5 separate regions of the Homo sapiens genome follow, and all the other regions are linked to region 1. Evidence: chromatin contacts called from ENCODE Hi-C or POLR2A ChIA-PET data. All regions are on one chromosome and are shown on one strand. The core of a region is the stretch at or near the end of the contact, and the rest is flanking DNA. Distances in the headings are between cores, read along the strand shown. Region 1 holds the start of AMPD3 (adenosine monophosphate deaminase 3). Region 2 holds the start of TMEM41B (transmembrane protein 41B). Region 3 holds the start of TMEM9B (TMEM9 domain family member B). Region 4 overlaps MICAL2 (microtubule associated monooxygenase, calponin and LIM domain containing 2). Region 5 holds the start of AKIP1 (A-kinase interacting protein 1).

Region 1 (2,756 bases), core at 1-2,500:
GCCACAGTCCCTCCAGAAAGGAAGCCCAGTGCCACTGAAATCCCCTCGTTATACGAAGGAAGCTGGTTCCTACTCTTGCCAGACTCCCCTTGCAGAAGCCCCGACACAGACCTGAGCCTGGCTCCATGACTGGTCCTGAAGATGCCACTCAAGTGATGCACCCGGGTGAGGTGCTGCCTGCCACCCAGGAGGCTCAGCTGAGTCAGTGCGTGCGTGCAGCTGGCTGGGTCCTGTCTGCCGGCTGGAGTAGGAGGTCTCTGTTTTGCATATCTGTGAGCAGCAGTGAGCCAGAGCAGGAAAAGCCTGGGCTGGAAATTCTCTCGTGAATATGAAATATGAGTGGAAAATTTCCAAGAGCCCTGAAGTCCCCAGGTAATCCCAGTTATCCAAAACAAAATGGCTGTGGTATCCTGAATGCAGTGTCCTGGCCCTCTTCACAGCCCTCACAAGAGGAAACTAAAGCGGCGGCTTCCTCTTTACAACAGTAAACTCAGCCGTCCTGCCCAGCTGCAGGAGATAAGCCACAGCCTCCCTCTAACGCCCAGCCTCCTCCTGAAAGCTGAGTAGCAACGAGCGATATCATCACCTTTGCTGCTTCCGTTCTGAACGTGCTTCAGGCCTGGCTGCATTTTATCAAGGGGATTGGTCTCAGGTACAGCCCGACCTGCCTCTTCTCAGAAAGCCCCCCTAAAGCAGCCCTCCCAAGGGCACCCCATAACTGCCAGGGGGAGCTTCAATCCCAGTTGCTAATACAATCCCCTCCATCCCCTCCTCCTCTGAAAGGGAAAGACCATGAACTGCTTCCACCTTTCCCAGGAAAGGACAGAGACTCAGGGAGCAGGAACTGCCTCAGCACAGAGGCGGACAGAGGACAGGGGCAGGCTAGGATGAAAAGCTGACAGCCCCATCCCACTCCTTCCTTTCTTCCCAGAAGGAAGCCCACATCACAGGTGACTGCGAAGCCTGATAAGCTTTACCAGAACCCCCACCCCCATCCACACACACAGAAAAGGAGTACACCCCAACTGACCCACCGGAGCCCACCCCAAACCCTCCCCTGCTTACAGCCGCTCACTGCTCCCACGTGGGCCTCCAGCTCCGAGCGCTGGCTGGACTCTGCCACTCCTCCTGGGGAAGGTGGAGCCTGCCTCAAGTGACCCACAGGAGCAATCCTCTAAAACCAAGCAGGGTTGATTAAAATGGCATCACAGGGTGCAAAGCTCTGATCTTCATCTGCCCTTTAGGAGAGTGGGAAGGCTCAGAACAGACACATAGCCTCCCAGTGACTTAGGCAAATCCTGTGGTCCTGGGAAATAACCATGAGCAAAATGGCTATTTCTGTGGTGCTGTTGAAATCCTGGGGAGAAGAGCTCAGGAAGGATGGGTCAGTTGTTTACCGGGAGGCTAGCTGTAACCCTGACTTGGGCCTGAGTCACCTCCGCATGTCCAATCGTGAGGTTGTGTCTTACTGAGCTCACATCATAATTCCTGTGTGCACAGAGCAGTATTACAGGGTTGACACATGATCCTCGGGCTGCTGCTGGGCTTTAGCTACCCAGAGATTACGGCCCACCTGTCCTCACAGCTGTTTCATAAACAGTGCAACCAGCAGGCTACAAGCAACCTAGAGGGAGGGTAATATTTATTCATTAAACAATTAAATGAACTTACAGTATGAGAAAAAAATCCAAGCCCTTAGTACTATTCTGCCAGAAGGAGGAGGGGCAGATGACTTTTTCTGCTAGTGTTTTGGGGAAAGGGGAGGTAGAGTGGGGACTGCAGTGGGAGGATTCCAGCCCAAGGATTTAAGTCCGACACGTTCAGGGAATTTTATTCTGCACCTTTAACCGGATCCCAGCTAGCCTTAGTCTAAACAAGCATTTTTCAAAGTGCAGTCTGCAGAACATGAAAGGTCAGAAGGCTTGGAAAACACTGCATCCTGTAGTCCCTTATGGGTATTCATGCACAGTTTCTACTAGCAAATTCAACACCTGAGAAGTCCTGCAGTAAAGAAAGCTGCTTAACTTTGTTTAACCCGACGCACTTATTTGACCATCCTAGAACTGCTGTCATAGGAAAAAAACACCTATTAATATCTTGTGGTATCGGCTTTGGGAAACACCCTCCACCTTGAGTCTTCATTTTCCAACTTAGAGAAAGCTGCCTTCCTGGAGCCCAGTTTACAGGTATGAGACCCATTGCATCGGGTTCAGACAGAAACCAGCAGCAGCTCCACTAAGATGACACAGGTTGTAACAATGACCAAGGGTCCTGCTGAAGCCAAAAGGCGGGAAGACTCCCCAGAACATGGGCAGTTTAGAAGAAAAATACAGTTCTGTCCCAGAAGAGCAAGCTCTTCTCAGGACCTCACAATTCCACCTTGAGCCTAACTTGTTGCTGCTTCTTGCAGCCAAGATGTCTCTGTGGACTGAAGAGCACTGATCCCAAGCTCAAAGCCTTATTTCCCTTTCGAACAAACATCAAGACAATTTATGATAACCAGATACAGGGCCCGCTTCTCCTGCCCGAGACTAGACTGCATCCCCTTTTATCACTTAAGCACCCCTTACAAACTCTAAAAGACAGGAGAGGACGGAATCAAATTATGTCTCATCAAGAAAGATATCGGCCGGGCATGGTGGCTCATGCCTGTAATCCCAGCACTTTGGGAGCCCGAGGCAGGTGGATCACAAGGTCAGGAGATTGAGACCATCCTAGCCAACGTGGTGAAACCCCATCTCTACTAAAACACAAAA
Region 2 (2,700 bases), core at 22-2,521, 1.1 Mb after region 1:
ATTAATTGCTTTTAATGACTATGAAGGAAATAAAATGGGAGCCAGAAGTAGGCAAAGGATGTGTACATAAAACAGTTCAATTGAATGGGTTTCCCATAATTTACTTAACCATTTTTATTTAGTGTTGGATTTTTATATTGCTTTTAGTTTTTCACTGTTATACTAATACAGAGGAATTATTTATGTTTATTTTCATGGAATAATTTCCTACAAATGTAATTACTGAATAGAAACAATCAGGATTTTTTTTTTTTTTTTTTGGGACGGAGTCTTGCTTTGTGGTCTATGCTGGAGTGCAGCGGTGCAATTTCTCACCGCAACCTCAGCCTCCGGGGTTCAAGCGATTCTCCTGACTCACACTCTCGAGTAGCTGGGATTACAAGCCATCATGTCCAGCTCATTTTTGTATTTTTAGCAGAGACGGGGTCTCATCTCACCATTTTGGCCAGTCTGGCCTCACACTCCTGGTCTCAAATGATCCGCCCGCCTTGGCCTCCCAAAGTGTTGGGATTACAGGCTTGAGCCACCGCGACCGGCCTCTAAGTTGCTTTCAAGAGGTAACCACGGTGAGTAAGCTGAATGTGCTCTGAGGGGTAGAAGCAGAAAAAGTTACCTGTGGAAAAGGCATGTTTCCGCTTAGCTTAGGGATAAGCTAAATGTAGAGCTGACTTGGGTTTAGTAGTAAGGGGCAGCAGCTAATGCAAAACCGTTAGCTTTGGGAACAGGACAACCTGGATTCTAAGCCCATTTTTGCCATCCTGTGATCTTCACAGGTTGTACGTAGCCCTCTCTGAGCCTTAGTTTCCTGAAATTCAGGTAGGTTTTGCTCAACCTTTGTATTTCCCACCATCTTTTAGATCAAGCACTCTCTGGCGCCTCCAAATTGAAGACAGCAGCTGCGGAATTGATGTAATGGGCTGAATCAGCCTCAGCCGCGAAATGCCGACTAATCACAGGCACCTCCGGCGGCCTGGACAAAAGGTTTGAAGTCCCTGGGACCGCACTTCCGGGTAATTAAGGCTACGCTTTAGACGCCAGGGCCAGCGAGTCGCAGCCGGGTGACTCGAGTGCCGCGACTGCGCATGCTCTCGCCCCAGCGCCCGGCGGCCACCTCTTTCCCGCGGGCGGGCCGGGGCGGGGCACTGAAGGGGGCGGTCCAGGACCCTGACTTGTCTCGCGGTTACTGGGCCGGCGCGAGCACGCGAGGCTCGGGGGCGGCACGGGGCGGGGTTTAGCCTGTGGTGGGCGCTGCGGGTGTTTGCAGGAGGTTGCAGTACTCGCTGGGCTGAGGTCGTCTCGGGTGAGGAGGTCGCGCCGGAAGTGGCTCTAGCCGTGGCGCTTCGGCGTAGTAAGGAGCCTGCAACAGAGTTTTGTTGTTTAGGGGGCGCGGCACCGCACCGCTCCCTTCACCTTGCAGCAGCCATGGCGAAAGGCAGAGTCGCCGAACGATCGCAGTTGGGCGCTCACCACACGACCCCCGTGGGGGACGGGGCAGCGGGGACGCGGGGTCTCGCGGCGCCTGGCAGCAGAGACCACCAGAAGGGTGAGTGGGCCCGGGGAGCAGAGCTGGGGGTGGCCCGAGGCTTCTGTGTGTCGGGTGGGGAAAAGGACCCCCGCTATTCTCGGAGAGTCGCGGGGAAAGAGGGGGGCCTGCTGGCGCCGCGGCGGGAGCAGAGACCGTGGGGGAGTTGGGCTTGGGCGCTCGCGCAGCACAAGGCCGGACGCCGAGTAGGTGCGTTGTAAATGCTGTTTGAGTAGAATTCATTTAAAAGAAGGGATGACACTGGCTTGTTGACGCTCAGGTAGATTGTAAGGTTGATGATAACGACGCTAGGCAGAGCTGGAAGGAGCTGTACTGTGGCATTCGCTGCGTTGTTTTTACAGATGAAGAAACTGAGGCCCAGTGTGGGTATATGACTTATAAAGTCATAAAGCCAGATCAGTGAAGTAGTAGTTAGGAGCGAGGACTTAATACTTCCAGGTGGCAGTACACCTGGGCTTGAGTCCCTGCCCTACTGTTTACTTGGAACCTTGGACTTGGTAACTTTCAAAAAAAGCTCAGTGTCTGAACTGTGAAATGGGGATAATAATAATATCTACTTAATAGGTGGTGCGTGGGTTAAACGAAATAATTCACGTAAAAGATTTAGAGCAATGCTTGGATATGAAGTGGGGGCTAAATAAATATTAGCAATTACTTAGTTACAGCTAAGGTCACTCATTCTAAAGTTTATTTCCCCACTACATCATCCTGACATTTCTCACGGCTTTATTTTTGGTTTTTGTTTTCTCTTTATTCCTACTGCCTCTATAATTGCAGAATCTCACGGCTTTAAATATTGTTTTAAGGAAAAAACTGTACGTAGAAACTAAATACTTTGATTCCGTGTTGGCCTGGAATCGTTCTTTAAATGATTTTAAAGCTCATAAACTTAAAGTGATCCTAACAAGTTTGTCTGTAGCTCACATAGGTGTGTTCCACCACCAGTGATGGCTAGGAGAACTTCTAAGAGTATGTAGTAGAAAATGTTAATGTATTTTCAAATAATTTAAAATGTCTCCAACAGTCTAATTTGGCTCTGTCAGCCTTATGTTTTTGGGTATTTTTCCAGCTTATATACACTGGATCCAGGTGACTTCATATAATTTCAAAAACTGAGAAATGAATCGTTGTTAATGTATAAATCAGCTCTGAATAAA
Region 3 (2,700 bases), core at 28-2,527, 1.5 Mb after region 1:
GCGGGCGGATCACAAGGTCAGGAGATCGAGACCATCCTGGCTAACACAGTGAGACCCTGTCTGTACTAAAAATACAAAAAAAAAAAAAGAAAAAGAAAAAGAAAAAAAAAATTAGCCGGGCGGCGTGGTGGCGGGCGCCTGTAGTCCCACCTACTAGGGAGGCTGAGGCAGGAGAATGGCGTCAACCCGGGAGGCGGAGGTTGCAGTGAGCCGAGATCGCGCCACTGCACTCCAGCCCGGGGGACAGAACGAGACTCCGTCTCAAAAAAAACAAAAAAATCTGTTTACAGAGGTAAAAACACGGGTATTACATGGAGCATAATTTGAAATCCATTCCCTCATATTCAGCCAAGAACTACAGGCCCAGAGAAGGGAAGTGATTTGCCAAAGGTCATTCAACAAATCCCTAGGGGCTGTGATGATCCGTGTCCTTGCCATTACCTCCCTTGTCTCCACTAACAAAAATATTTCAATGGGAGAATGTGCCGATCTAAGGCACTCCTAAAGTACTTGCTGAGAATGACAGCCCTGGGGAGACAGGTCGGCAGCCCTGAACAGGCACTGCCTTACCCGGGCGTAGTGCCCCAATTCGCCACCTCTTGGAGTCCTAGGCGGAGGATACTACTGGGGCAGTTGTTTCGCCAATTCCACATCTCCCGGAGCCTGGCCTGGCCCAGCCCAGCCCCGTCGCTGTGACCCACTTCCTAGCTGCAGGCTGGACCAAGGGGAGGCACATGGGGAGCTCCACAGGGAGGCCACGCCCACGAGGGCAGCTCACAGAATTAGAAAGCCGACGGGGTGCTGTGGTCAGGAGGCGCGTGGGCGGCAGGTTAGTACTTAAGGTGCAGAGACCACCCCCAACCCTTTGACTGGCGGTGGGCATCCCGGAAAGGCATGGCTCGGCCAATTCCAGCCCCGTTTCCACGCTCAGCACCCGCCCTGCCTGTGCGCGAACGGCTCCGGCCCGCACGGGTCGCCAGAGGCGACTGTGTGACACTCGGAGTTTGCTGGGGTCTCCGTGGGCGGGAGGACTTTCCAGCGCAATGGCGACTCCCTAAGCCCCGCAGCTTCTGCGCCCGGGAAAGATATCCAAGAGATGCAAAGCTCTACTGGGCCCAGGCTGCCACCCCAGAGGCCCCCTTCCGTCCCGGGGCCGGGGCTAGGCCAAGGCGGGCACCAGGACTGCCCAGCCTCCCGGCCCTTCGCACTGGTAACCGGTTCCGGGGCGGATGCTTTTTGCATCTGACCCGGCGCGCCCGGTGACGCCTTCGCGTCCAGACGGAAGTGCGGGCGGAGGATCCCCAGCCGGGTCCCAAGCCTGTGCCTGAGCCTGAGCCTGAGCCTGAGCCCGAGCCGGGAGCCGGTCGCGGGGGCTCCGGGCTGTGGGACCGCTGGGCCCCCAGCGATGGCGACCCTGTGGGGAGGCCTTCTTCGGCTTGGCTCCTTGCTCAGCCTGTCGTGCCTGGCGCTTTCCGTGCTGCTGCTGGCGCAGCTGTCAGACGCCGCCAAGGTGAGTCCCGCCCAGCCTCGCTCCTGACGGAAGCTCCTCCCCTACCACCGGCCTTGCGGAAACTGGGTCTGCCAACCTGCTCCTTGGCCCATTCCTGACAGCCATACGCCTGGCCTCACAGCTCCGGCAGACCCCCGCCGCCACCAGCCCCGCCCCTCCCGACTGCCCGGCGGCACTCTCGCCCTCAGCCCCGACAGCCTGGCAGGCAGCGCCCCACGGTCGTCCCCAGCCCCGACAGTGCCCACAGTCCGGACAGCAGCCCCCCACCGCCTTAACATTTCCCTTCCCAGCCCCGGCTGCACGCATCTTACACTTGACAACCTTTTCACCTCCGAGAGCCTTTAACTTTCCACCCTAAGCTCTTGACAGCCCACCTGCGCCCTCCGCCAGCCTCACAGGCCCCGCATGCCCCAAGCCAGAATGATAGGAAGCCCCCATCTGACAGAGCCTTCCCTGTCAAGGGCCGACTCAGCTCAGCTCACCCCTGAACACTTCCCTTCCTGTGGTGGGAACTTGCCCCTCCTGGCCTACTTCCCTCCCAATAGGGCCTACGGAGCATCTCTCACCTGCTTCATATTCTCACCTAACTCCCTCCACGAGTCCCTTGGTGCCTTTCTTGCTTTCTCTCTTCCTGATAATTTAGTGGGTAAGGGAAGAACCAAACTGCAAGAGAGGTGAGGTTGTGGCCTCCCTGGTTCGATTTCTTGACCTTCTAGTTCCCTCATACTGTTCTCTGGTGCCCCAGCTCTCCAGACCTGCCCTAGCTCCATGCATACCTGTGCTTCCTCTTTGATGAGCTAGCTCATCATTGGGGGAGAACAGAAGGGATTCACATTAGTATGATGGGAAAACAGAATGACATTGCGTTTTTAAAAATAAGAGCTTTAATTTATAATATCTTTAAATGTAGGAGTGGGGAAAGGTTACAGGCAGGCAAATGTTTTTGATTCAGAGATTCTTTTTGAAACCATCTCTACCTCCTACCAGAAACAGGGACAGCAGCACGTCTCCTGACTTTGAAAACATTGCTGGCACCCTCTGCATATCTTGCCTCATAACTTTATGTATTGTGATCATGTATTTATTTTTCAGTCTCCTTTACTAGGGTGTGTCCTGGTTATGGGCAGAAACCATGTCTTATGCTTATCTGAATCCACCTTATTGAGCACAAGATCTAACACAGAGCAAAT
Region 4 (2,700 bases), core at 132-2,631, 1.7 Mb before region 1:
ATGTCACTTTCCACTCAAAGCCTCCTGTGGCTTTGCATCTCATGCAGAGTAAAAGCCCAAGTCCTTTCAAGGGTTCCAAGGCCCAACCCCACTCTCTCTCTGGCCCATCTCTTACCACCCCCAGCCTGCCTCCTTCCAGCTACATAGGTCTCCTTGCTGTTTCCACAACATCCTGAGCACACTTGCGTCAGCACCTCTGTACCTGCTGCTCCTTTGCCTAGCATTCACTCCCCTCTAAGAACTGCACACTCATCACCTTGCTCCTTTAGGTCTCTGCTCAAATGTCACCATCTTCTAGAAGCCTTCCCAGGACATCCTATATCAAACAGCAACCTACTCTCCTCTCCCTGCCCTGCTGTATCTTCTACCTAGGATATACACACACCTGACATACACACACACACACACACAGACTCCCCACACATTTGTTTATTGTCTCTCTCTTTCTCTCTCTCTCTCACTGATAAGAACATAAACTCCAAGAGGACAAGGATTTTGTCTGTTTTCTTTTTTTTGTTTTCGACCCAGAGTCTTGCTCTGTTGCCCGGGCTGGAGTGGAGTGGCGCAATCTCGGCTCACTGCAACCTCCACCTCCTGGGTTCAAGCAGTTTTCCTGCCTTAGCCTCCTGAGTAGCTGGGATTACAGGCACCCACCACCACGCCTGGCTAATTTTTGTATTTTTAGTAGAGACAGGGTTTCACCATGTTGGCCAGGCTGGTCTCGAACTTCTGACCTCAGGTGATTTGCATGCCTCAGCTTCCCAAAGTGCTGGGATTACAGACGTGAGCCATCGTGCTCGGTTTGTCTGTTTTCTTTACTGCTATGTCCCTAGCACCTGGCATGTAGCAGGCACTTAAAATGATTTTTTTTTTTTAAGCAGAGTCTTACTCTGTTGCCCAGGCTGGAATGCAGATGTGTCATCTCATCTTGCTACAGCCTTGATCTCCCAGGCTCAAGCGATCCTCCCATCTCAGCCTCCCAAGTAGCTGGGACTACAGGTGCATTCCACCACACCAGACTACTTTTTTGTATTTTTTTGTAGAAATGGCATTTTGCCATGTTGTCCAGGCTGGTCTCAATCTCCTGAGCTAAAGCAATCTACTCACCTTGGCCTCCCAAAGCACTGGGAGTACAGGAGTGAGCCACCATGCCTGGCTGAAAATGATTTTTTGAATGAATTAATAATTGCGAAAAGTTTAACTCAGGGATGGCAATTTAAAATATAAGGGTAAATGGAAACAGTTTGGTGGTTCCTCAAAAAGTTGAATTAGCATATGACTCAGCAATTCCACTCCTGGTATATACCTAAAATAACTGAAAACAAAGACTCAAACTGATACTTGCACGTCAGTGTTCATCACCACATTATTCATCTTAGCCAAAAAGCAGAAAAAAAAAAACAAGGGTTCCTCACTGGATGAATGGATAAACATATGCAGTACATACATAGGATAGAATATTATTCAGTCCTAAAAAGAAGGAAATTCTGGCATATGTCACAGATGAACCTTGAGGACATCAGGCCAAGTGAATAAGCCAGCCACAAATACTGTATAATTCCACTTAAACGAGGTACCTAATAGTTAAACTCTAGAGACAGAAAGTAGAATGGTGGTAGGCAGGGGCTGGGGGTGGGGGTGGGGAGGAGAGGGGAGTGACTGATTATGGGTACAGAGTTTCATTTTTGCAAGATGGAAAACCTTCTGGAGATGAATGATAGTAATGGGTGTACCACAATGTAAATGTACTTCATGATACCAAATTATACATTTTAAAATGGTTAAAATTTTATGTTATGTATATTTTACCACATTTTGCTTGAAAAAAACCTCAAACTCAATTCAGTTACTGGAAAAGTTTTAATTATGACTGGAATAACTTGGATATGTAAATCTACTTTTTTCAACTGTAAGTTTTATAAAATTTAAATACAGATTAAGTATTTCTGACTAAAATTTAGCATCTGAATTGAGATGCTCTATAAAACACACACCAGATTTCAAAAACTCAGTACGAAAAAATGTAAAATAGCTTTAAATAATTTCACAGTGATTACATGCTGAAATAATAATAATTTGGATATATTTGGTTAAATATATTTTTAAGATTGAAAAAGAAAAGAATGAAATTCCAACACATGCTACCATGTGGACAAACCTCAAAAATATTATGCTAAGTGAAATAAACCAAACACAAAAAGACAAAGACAATATGATTCCACTTACATGAAATATTACAAACAAATTTACACAAACAAAAAGATGAGAGGGTAGCAGGGGCTGAGGGAAGAAGGGAACAGGGAGTTTTTGCATAATGGTCACAAAGTTTCTATTTGGAGTGAGGAAAAATCTTGGAAACAGGAAGCGGTGATGGTTGTACGTCATCCAGAATGTAATTAATGCCGCTGAATTAATTGTACACCTAGAAATGGTTGAGATGACAAATTTGTTAAACATATTTTACCACAATTTAAAAAGACACATTGGGAATGCCAGGGGCAAAGAGTAAATGCAAGAGCTCATTCTCTTAAAGCTAGAGAGGAGCAACAGGCAGCTGCAAGTAAACATGAGCATGTTCTCCTTGGCTGGAAGGGGACATGAAACTTCCCCTGGACTTAAGTCTTGTAGATTTGAACTTAAAAAACATCTCCCCCTATATATTCCTCAGATTTTGACAGCTGTCCCCTGCAGAAAGGGTCC
Region 5 (2,700 bases), core at 74-2,573, 1.5 Mb after region 1:
TCCATGAATTCAGCCATTGTTCTGAAGGAAGCACTAAGGGTTGGGGGTCTCTCTTCTCTCTATTTGAATAAATGGCACGTCACAGGTTAGCTCTAGGATTCCCTACTGGAGAATGAAGCCATTTTGGAAATAGTCTCCTTTTTACTTTTGGAAAGGCTCTGCAAGTTTATGTCAGAAAGAACGATGTTATTGAGAAAGAATTCCAACTCTAAAAGATAGACATGCAATTTATCCAGGATCTAAGAGACAGGCTTGCAGGCTTTCCTCTACTATCAGATGATAGCTGTAAGATTTTTTTTTTTTTTTTTTTTTTGAGACGGAGGTTTCGCTCTTGTTGCCCAGGCTGGAGTGCAATGGCGCGATCTCGGCTCACCGCGACCTCCGCCTCCCGGGTTCAAGCGATTCTCCTGCCTCAGCCTCCCTAGTACCTGGGATTACAGACATGCGCCACCACGCCCGGCTAATTTTGTATTTTTAGTAGAGACGGGATTTCTCCATGTTGGTCAGGCTGCTTTCGAACTCCCGACCTCAGGTGATCCGCCCGCCTCGGCCTCCCAAAGTGCTGGGATTGCAGGCATGAGCCACCGCGCCCGGCTAATTTTTTTTTTTTTTTTTAAGTAACCAACCAGGGCTGAACACTACCGTTATTCTACAGCTACCCAACAAGAATCTGTCAAATGTAAAGCGTTTTGAAAGGACTTTTCCATTCATTGTTCTGATCCTTTCCAGCTTCCGCTAAGGGAAGGTTTCCTCAGCTGCTTCTGCGCTGCGCACCCCTGGCTCCCAGCGGGCTACCGCGGCGCGAAGGACTGGGGCGGCCCCCGGCACAGCGACCCTCACCTCTCCCGGGAGAACGCGCTGCGGGCCGGCTGCCGGCTGTTTCTCTAGGTGGGGCGCCTCCCGGGCAAGGACCCCCATGCAGCCTTTGGGACGCTCCAGGGCATGCCAGTCCACCGCCCTCCTCTTGGCCCTCTCCAGCACTTCTAGAGCCAGCCTTGCTGAACGCTGCAGGGAACGTCGGTCCACCCCATTCAGCGCTGCGGCCGCCAAACAGTTGTCCATGGCTCCCTGAGTGGGCACACAACGTACAAACGCCGGCGGGTCAGCTGGGCCGCGGCGACCCTGCTCCAAATCCGGGTGGGAGCCCCAGCCTCGACCTCCCTGGAGACCACCGCTCCTGGTCCGCCCCCAACGCACACTCCAGCGGGAGCCCAGCCAGGACTAGGCCTAGCGCGCCCGCCCCTTCCATTTTCATCTACCCCTTCCGCTACTTAGGGAGCCCCCTCACCCGGCTCACTCGTCAAGGCGCATGCGCGCAACGCTATTCTAGGAAGAGGGACCAGGCCTAGCGCTCCCGGCGGCGCCGGCGCAGCTGGGCCATTGGCGGAAGGCGGGAGAGGCGGGAGAGGCGGGAGAAGTGGGGGAGGCGGGGCGGCTGGGCGGCCAAACACGCCTTCTGCGTCCCAGCCTTGGCGTCTGCGCGCGAGTTGCCTGGTTAACTGCTGAGCGCTGGAGGCGGGGCGCCGGGCGCTGGGGGCCGGGGGTCGGGGGTCGGGGGCCGGGGGTCGGGGGTCGGGGGCTGGGGGCTGAGGACTGAGTCGAGCCAGCAGCCCAGGGCATCTGTCCACGCTGTCAGAGGAGCCTCTGGGCGTGGGGCTGGCCCTTAGAGGGCTACTGCGCTGCTTAACTTGGTGGGTATAAAGGCAGGTCTCCTGTTGAGCTAAAAAATTATGGGGTACCAGCTAGGTAGGCAACATAGCGAGAACCCGTGTAGACACACACACACACACACACACACACACTAGCCAGGAGTGGTTATGGGGTACCAGCTAGGTAGGCAACATAGCGACAACCCGTGTCCACACACACACACACACACTAGCCAGGAGTGGTTATGGGGTACCAGCTAGGTAGGCAACATAGCGACAACCCGTGTCCACACACACACACAGTAGGAGGAGTGGTGGCGCGCATCTGTAGTCCCAGGTACTCGGGAGGGTCGAGGTGGGAGGATCGCTTGAACCCGGGAAGCGGAGGTTGCAGTGAGACGAGATCGCGCCACTGCACTCCAGCCTGGGCGACAGAGGAAGACTTCGTCTCAAAACAAAAACATCATGGGGAATAAGGCAAGTGCCTCCCGCGCCTCTTTCTGCTTGGTCTACATTTTGGGGTGTCGCTACTCTTGTTTGAGGAGGTGATTAGGCCAAACTGTGTGGCTGCCAAGGTGGCCTTTGGAGAAGGGAACAGCTCGGGATTGAGGCGAGACGGAGGCGGGGCTGTCTGCAGATGTTCCTGGCCCCCGGGGCAGGGGGCGCCTGAGAAGTTGTAGGGTCTCTCATAATCCCTCAGCGCAGCTCTCTCTCCCCTCCAGTGGGAAGTACGGATTCACATATTTTTGGAGACCTGTTCTCTTGGGGTCTGACTCCATCTTTTAGGAAGACTGCACCATGTTTAAGTAAGGAACTGTGAATGCTTACTTAAACCATGTTTAAGTAAGGACCTGTCACTCCACTCCGCTGGTTATTTGGTAGGAGATACAGCCCAGGCTCTCACTGCTAATTAGTGACTCAGCCGCACCACCCAGCGCAAAGCAAAGCGCCGATGCTTAGGAAGGTCCACTTTGAGGGACACGCTCAGTGGGGGTCACTTTAAGGAACACAAATAAATCCTCCTTTAAGTCTCCTCTGTGGTTCATGAAAA

What was found. A loop is a pair of places that touch in the nucleus more often than their neighbours do. ChIA-PET counts read pairs that join two places held with the same protein, here RNA polymerase II (POLR2A). Pooled maps may share reads with other maps.
Region 2: a pooled map shows a loop between it and region 1 (25-fold over the local background). The contact joins the promoter of TMEM41B here to the promoter of AMPD3 in region 1. A Hi-C loop is called at or near these places in 1 of 37 single-sample maps with no recorded cell type and 7 of 50 pooled maps. POLR2A ChIA-PET finds 5 or more read pairs at or near these places in 1 of 52 experiments (OCI-LY7).
Region 3: a loop to region 1 is called in a map of naive thymus-derived CD4-positive, alpha-beta T cell, with 6 times the contacts of the local background. The contact joins the promoter of TMEM9B here to the promoter of AMPD3 in region 1. A Hi-C loop is called at or near these places in 1 of 168 maps with a recorded cell type or tissue (naive thymus-derived CD4-positive, alpha-beta T cell), 2 of 37 single-sample maps with no recorded cell type and 7 of 50 pooled maps. POLR2A ChIA-PET finds 5 or more read pairs at or near these places in 3 of 52 experiments (AG04450, activated CD4-positive, alpha-beta T cell and activated T-cell).
Region 4: a loop to region 1 is called in a pooled map, with 6 times the contacts of the local background. The contact joins the enhancer-like site here to the promoter of AMPD3 in region 1. A Hi-C loop is called at or near these places in 1 of 37 single-sample maps with no recorded cell type and 2 of 50 pooled maps. POLR2A ChIA-PET finds 5 or more read pairs at or near these places in 1 of 52 experiments (activated T-cell).
Region 5: a pooled map shows a loop between it and region 1 (4-fold over the local background). The contact joins the promoter of AKIP1 here to the promoter of AMPD3 in region 1. A Hi-C loop is called at or near these places in 1 of 37 single-sample maps with no recorded cell type and 6 of 50 pooled maps. POLR2A ChIA-PET finds 5 or more read pairs at or near these places in 1 of 52 experiments (endothelial cell of umbilical vein).

The regions. Positions count from the first base shown.
Region 1 is chr11:10,453,758-10,456,513 of GRCh38, reverse strand. AMPD3 (adenosine monophosphate deaminase 3) reads right to left here and starts at 1,250. Exons shown (of 15, transcript NM_001025389.2): 1 at 1,066-1,250. RefSeq lists an enhancer at 326-375.
Region 2 is chr11:9,313,164-9,315,863 of GRCh38, reverse strand. It overlaps TMEM41B (transmembrane protein 41B), which reads left to right and starts at 1,271. Exons shown (of 7, transcript NM_015012.4): 1 at 1,271-1,543. The coding sequence starts at 1,423. RefSeq lists a silencer at 932-1,281 and enhancers at 1,047-1,562, 1,563-2,080.
Region 3 is chr11:8,963,019-8,965,718 of GRCh38, reverse strand. TMEM9B (TMEM9 domain family member B) reads left to right here and starts at 1,277. Exons shown (of 5, transcript NM_020644.3): 1 at 1,277-1,510. The coding sequence starts at 1,406. It overlaps TMEM9B-AS1 (TMEM9B antisense RNA 1), which reads right to left and starts at 1,044. Exons shown (of 5, transcript NR_073431.1): 1 at 571-1,044. RefSeq lists silencers at 1,084-1,583, 1,624-1,813.
Region 4 is chr11:12,173,297-12,175,996 of GRCh38, reverse strand. The region is part of intron 3 of MICAL2 (microtubule associated monooxygenase, calponin and LIM domain containing 2); the gene reads right to left. Among named protein-coding and RNA genes, the nearest start is that of MIR6124, 11 kb to the right of the region's middle. RefSeq lists an enhancer at 1,356-1,405. Within about 2 kb of position 1,381, at least 6 of the 41 ENCODE cell types and tissues checked have a DNase peak (open chromatin) inside an H3K27ac peak, as active enhancers do.
Region 5 is chr11:8,909,812-8,912,511 of GRCh38, reverse strand. AKIP1 (A-kinase interacting protein 1) reads right to left here and starts at 1,323. Exons shown (of 6, transcript NM_020642.4): 1 at 1,289-1,323; 2 at 841-1,068; 3 at 1-59. The coding sequence starts at 1,062. It also overlaps a transcript of DENND2B not described here. RefSeq lists enhancers at 1,019-1,108, 1,119-1,188 and a silencer at 1,279-1,558.